2 separate regions of the Homo sapiens genome follow, and region 1 is linked to region 2. The links are chromatin loops, found by intact Hi-C in ENCODE. Cell type or tissue: mucosa of descending colon. All regions are shown on one strand. Region 1 has its middle 23 kb from the start of MIR593. Region 2 overlaps SND1 (staphylococcal nuclease and tudor domain containing 1).

The links. Hi-C counts contacts between places; a loop is a spot of excess contacts. Peaks named below come from ENCODE experiments on the same cell type or tissue, not always from the same donor. Only the 100,000 strongest peaks of a DNase experiment are listed, where the experiment ranks them.
Region 1: it touches region 2 in a loop (5-fold over the local background); 10 of 110 quality-filtered maps call a loop at or near these places.

Annotation. Positions count from the first base shown.
Region 1 is chr7:128,103,114-128,105,613 of GRCh38, forward strand. No RefSeq gene overlaps it. Among named protein-coding and RNA genes, the nearest start is that of MIR593, 23 kb to the left of the region's middle. RefSeq lists an enhancer at 86-923. In mucosa of descending colon, no CTCF peak of the experiment used is centred here; DNase peaks (open chromatin) are centred at 573, 1,095 and 1,363.
Region 2 is chr7:128,041,035-128,043,534 of GRCh38, forward strand. The region is part of intron 16 of SND1 (staphylococcal nuclease and tudor domain containing 1); the gene reads left to right. Among named protein-coding and RNA genes, the nearest start is that of LRRC4, 11 kb to the left of the region's middle. In mucosa of descending colon, no CTCF peak of the experiment used is centred here; no DNase peak of the experiment used is centred here.

The DNA.
Region 1 (2,500 bases), 62 kb after region 2:
ACCTGTGGCCAGCCTTTACTTGTTGGAAAAGAGCAGTCCTTAAGCTCAATTGCTCCAGGTTGATGCTTCCCTACTTTTTTTTATTTATTTATTTTTATTATTATTTTTTTTTTATTGAGACGGAGTCTTACTCTGTTGCCAGGTTGGAGTGCAGTGGCGCGATCTCGGCTCACTGCCACCTCCGCCTGCTGAGTTCAAGCCTCAGCCTCCTGAGTAGCCTCCTGGGTAGCTGGGACTACAGGCGTGCGCCACCACGCCAGGCTAATTTTTTGTATTTTAGTATAGACGGAGTTTCACCACTTTGGCCAGGATGGTCTCGATCTCCTGACCTCGTGATACTCCCGCCTCGGTATCCCAAAGTGCCGGGATTACAGGCATGAGCCACAGCGCCCGGCCCCTAGTTCTTTTTAAAAAACGCTAGATCCGTCCGCTGCGCTGAGTGGAGGCGGGGCAGGCCTCCGTTCTCCAATTGGCCTTATCCACCGAGCTCTCCCCTTGTGCCGGGCTCTGTGCCAAGCACATCACACGCTGTATCCTGCGGCCAGGTTGCTGTGGTCCAGGGTCGTACCCTGGTCCAAGGTCGCAAACCGAGGTGGGACTCCGATCCGGCAACCACGCCCGTGGCCCGGAAACGGCGTCCCCTGAGGCCCAGGAGAGGCCGGGCGGTGAGCGGCTGTGGAGCCGAGCGCGGGCAGTGCGGATGCTGCCTATGGGGGAGGCAGCCAAGGACGGAGGGCGAGAGGCGGTTCTTCCAAGGTCACCCTCTTCCGGGTTGCAAGCAAAGGTCAGGGGATCCCGGAATGGTTAGTGCAGGAGCTTCTCTGTGCCTTCCACGTCCTAGATCCTCAGAGCCTCAGAAACGGAGATCATCGTCCCCACCCCCATTTTACAGATGAAGAAACTGAGCCGAGGAAAGGAAGCGACTTGGCCAAGGTCGGAGAGCTCATTCTTTGCAGGGCGGGGTTTGGAACCCGGGGTCTGGCTCTCGGCAACGCGCCCTCGGCCCGCAGCCTCCTGCCCCCTGTGCCCCGCTTCGGCCCCCAGCGCAGCTGCAGAGGGGCCCCCCTCGACGCATACACTCAAGAGCCCGACCGCGCGGCTGAAATCGCGGAGCTCGGAGCCGCGGCTGGCTGAGCGATCGCGGTTCCTGGGCTGCGTGCGCGCCCCTTGGAGCTGAAAGGAGCGCCAGGATCGGGGGCGCTGCACCGGGCTGGGCCCCTCAACGCTCGCAGACCGGGCCGGGCTGCAGCTGGAGATGGCAGCAATCCCGGGAGGTCTCCGGGCCTCTTCAGGGTGCGTCCAGGAGGCGGGTTCCGTGCGACGCGGCGCAGCCCACCCCCACGAGACCGCTTAACTTCGCGGGGGCAGCCTCGGGCGCTCGGAGACGCGGAGGCCCAGACTGCAGCCTCCGGATGCTGGAAGCCCAGACTCCCTGGGGTCACCGGCTCTCCCGCCACCCCAGCTGCAAAGAGTCCCATTGCTTCACCGTCCGGAGCTTAGTCTCCTTGTTCCTCTACCAGTCCCTCCCTCCGCAGGTCTCTGGGGACTTCTGACCGCCTGTTCTTACTCTCCCCCTGCCCCCATACTTCCCGCCCTTGTCTCAGGAACGGTGATACAGTCATCGGATTGCTCTCCATCTCCTGTTAGTCTACACTGCACACAACTCAATAATCCGCTCCCTTCATCCGGGTGACAGAGACACAGATAATCTGAGCTAGTGGTGCTCAAAGTACCGGTCCCAGAACAGCAGCATCAGCATCTCTTGGGAACTTGTTAAAAATGAGAATTTGGGCCGGGCGCGGTGGCTCACGCCTGTAATCCCAGCACTTTGGGAGGCCGAGGCGGGCGGATCACGAGGTCAGGAGATCGAGACCATCCCGGCTAAAACGGTGAAACCCCGTCTCTACTAAAAATACAAAAAATTAGCCGGGCGTAGTGGCGGGCGCCTGTAGTCCCAGCTACTTGGGAGGCTGAGGCAGGAGAATGGCGTGAACCCGGGAGGCGGAGCTTGCAGTGAGCCGAGATCCCGCCACTGCACTCCAGCCTGGGCGACAGAGCGAGACTCCGTCTCAAAAAAAAAAATGCGAATTTGGGGGCCCCACCCCAGATCTACTGAACAGAAACTCTGTGGAGCCCAGCAGATGATTCCCATGCACACTAAAGTTTGCGAGCCACTGATCTAAACATTCTTTCATCCATTCATTCTTCACCTGGCCCACCCAGCATTGCCAGTGGGAGAGACACCCGCAAAGCACCAGGCTGTGAGCCCCACCGCCGTGCACTCTGAGACACTGTCCACTAGCTTTGGGATGGCAGGCAGAGGTACTCCAGCTTGGTCTAGTGCAGACCTGGGAATCAGGACCTGGAAAGGAGGCCCCAGGTGCCAGCCGGCAGGTTAGCTAATGGCGGCCAAGGGTTACCCCGGAGTGGGGAGTGGGGAGAAGCTGCCTGGTTTGGCCCGTGCTGCTGCACTCAAAGCACCTACCTTTCAAAGTGCAAG
Region 2 (2,500 bases):
AGGGACCCATGATGGAAATGTGGGCTTGAACTTTGTCTCTCTGTAGCTGGTACTCTTCATCCCACCCCTTCCCATCTTTGAGCAAAAGGACAAGCACTTTACCTTAAGAGCGGAGGGGGCCCCGGTGCAGGGGCTCCTGTCTATAATCCTAGCACTACAGGAGGTCGAGGATGCAGGATCGCTTAAGCCCAGGAGTTTGAGATTAGCCTGGGCAATATAATGAGACCCCCCATCTCTAAAATAATAATAATAACAATTTAAAAAATAAGAGGTGGAGGGCAGCGCAGCATTGGGAACACCGGGAAACCAGCCCAGCGCCCACACCACTGGCTATCCCATGAGTCATCAAACAACCAATGGGTGAATTGGCTAACATCCAGGTTCCTGGATGCTGCGTTCCTTTTTTATTATGACTTGAGCTTCTTCAGGAGTTAGATCTATCAAGCCTCCAATCTGCTCTTGCTCCACGTTTTTAGAGGCAACTCTGTCTGCAAATGCTTCCAGTGGAAAATCACCTTTATATCTAGAGGAATTGGGGATAGGTGAACATGATCTAAACGTGCTAGAACTCTCAGCTCCTCTATCAGATTTAGAAAGGATGAGAATGTCCCCAGTTTGTTGGTTGGCTAGTTGGTCTATTCATGTACATACTCTCTCACATTTACATACTGAGTTTCTCTGATACAGCTCTGAATTTGGCTAGAACTCACAGGTAGATTTGTTTGCTTATTTCTTTTTAACCACAGGTAACATGACCACCTTGAAACTTGTTCTGCCTCATCCCAACACCACTCCAAGCCATGAATCCCCATCTTTCAATGTTTACCTCACTACCAGCCAAGAATGCTAAGCAGGGTGTTCTGGGGAACCTTTCATCTTGGTCTACTTTAAACTGTTTCTCTGATGAACACCAGACTGAAATGGCTCTGGTTCTGATGGGGGGTGCTAAATCCCCAGCCTTTGTGCAGCTACCAGCTGGGGATCTGAGGGGTCTCCTACCATGATGCCTAGACACTGGCAGCCTGGCTAGAAGAGCTCTCATTCTCTATCACTTTCTTGGTGACTAGGGCCAGTTTGTATGGCAGCCCAGTGAGGCTACTCGATTTGTATTCAGTGCACAAACCCTGAAAAAAAACCCTGCCAGCCAGCAACTCTGAAAGGATGCTTTGTGTGAGTGAGCAGTGTCTGAGATGGACAGGGACTCTCCTCCCTCCCCTGAAAACAGCCTCTCTGGCCCAGCAACTTATTGGTGCTTTGGATCTGGCACAGAGCTCCTGGGGATCCCTCCCCAAGAGGAGACCATCTTGGGATCCCAGATAACACTGAGCAACTTACGCCCTGTCCTTCCTGCCCTGGCTTCTGGCAGTCAGCCTCCATGAGCCAGTCAGCAGGATCCATTCAAGGTGGTGCCCGTGTATGCAAGAGAGACAGTAAGTGGAAAAGGGGGGAGATGAACATGAACAGACCAACCAGCCAACAAACTGGGGATGTCGTCATTCTTCTCAGATCCTGCGAAGGCTGTAGCCTCTGCTCAGCACTGCTGCCCGTCCTGCCGGACTGGTCCTTCACTCTCTCCCCAAGCAAGAGCTGTGGTACCCTGAACCTGTTTGATTTCCTAACCCATTAAAGCTTTCTTTTGCACCTATTATCTGAAAAGGGGCAGAAATAAGAATTCTGCTCCTGAACATCTGGTAGCTGCAAGGTAAAATTCTTTACCAAATTGAGACCAAGAGGTGTTCCTGCCTGATGGGAGACCAGGCCTGTCAGCACCACCACCAACCCTGTCTTGTTTTTAATGCCACTGGAGGAGTTGGCTCCTGCCAGCTGCTATCTGAATCTGTCTCTTTTAAGATGTTATTTGTTATTAATGAGTTTTCTAACCACATAACCTTGACTCACTTGCTTAGGTGAACAAGACCATTCTCATTAAGTACTCTTTTCTGTGAAGGAAAAGAATTAAGTGGGTAATGAAGAACTTTCTAAGGGCTCACGCATACATGAGAGCCTAGAAGACAGCATCACTGGCACGTGAATGGCAGGCTGGGCTTAGTCTTCTACCCCCTGAACAGCTCCATCTTAGGCCACATCTCTTTGTGAGAAAAGCCAAAGAGGGTGGCTGAAGTATGTTTAATCAGGTGCCCATCTCAGAGGTTACACCAGGTCTCTCTCCCCTCTCATATTTCAGTGATGCTGGGTTTTTTTAATACCAGCCTCATCTTTGCCAAATTAAAACCCTCCTTGTATCTTGTTTGCCCTAATTATTTTGAATTTAGTCCATCATAAATAATATACATGTAATAAGGCCAAGGCAGGCAGATCACTTGAGGTCAGGAGTTCGAGACCAGCTTGGCCAACATGGTAAAACCCCATTTCTACTAAAAATACAAAAATTAGCCAGGTGTAGTGGCATGCACCTGTAATCCCAGCTACTTGGGAGGCTGAGGTGGGAGAATCACTTGAACCCCAGAGGCAGAGGCTGCAGTGAGCCGAGATTGTGCCA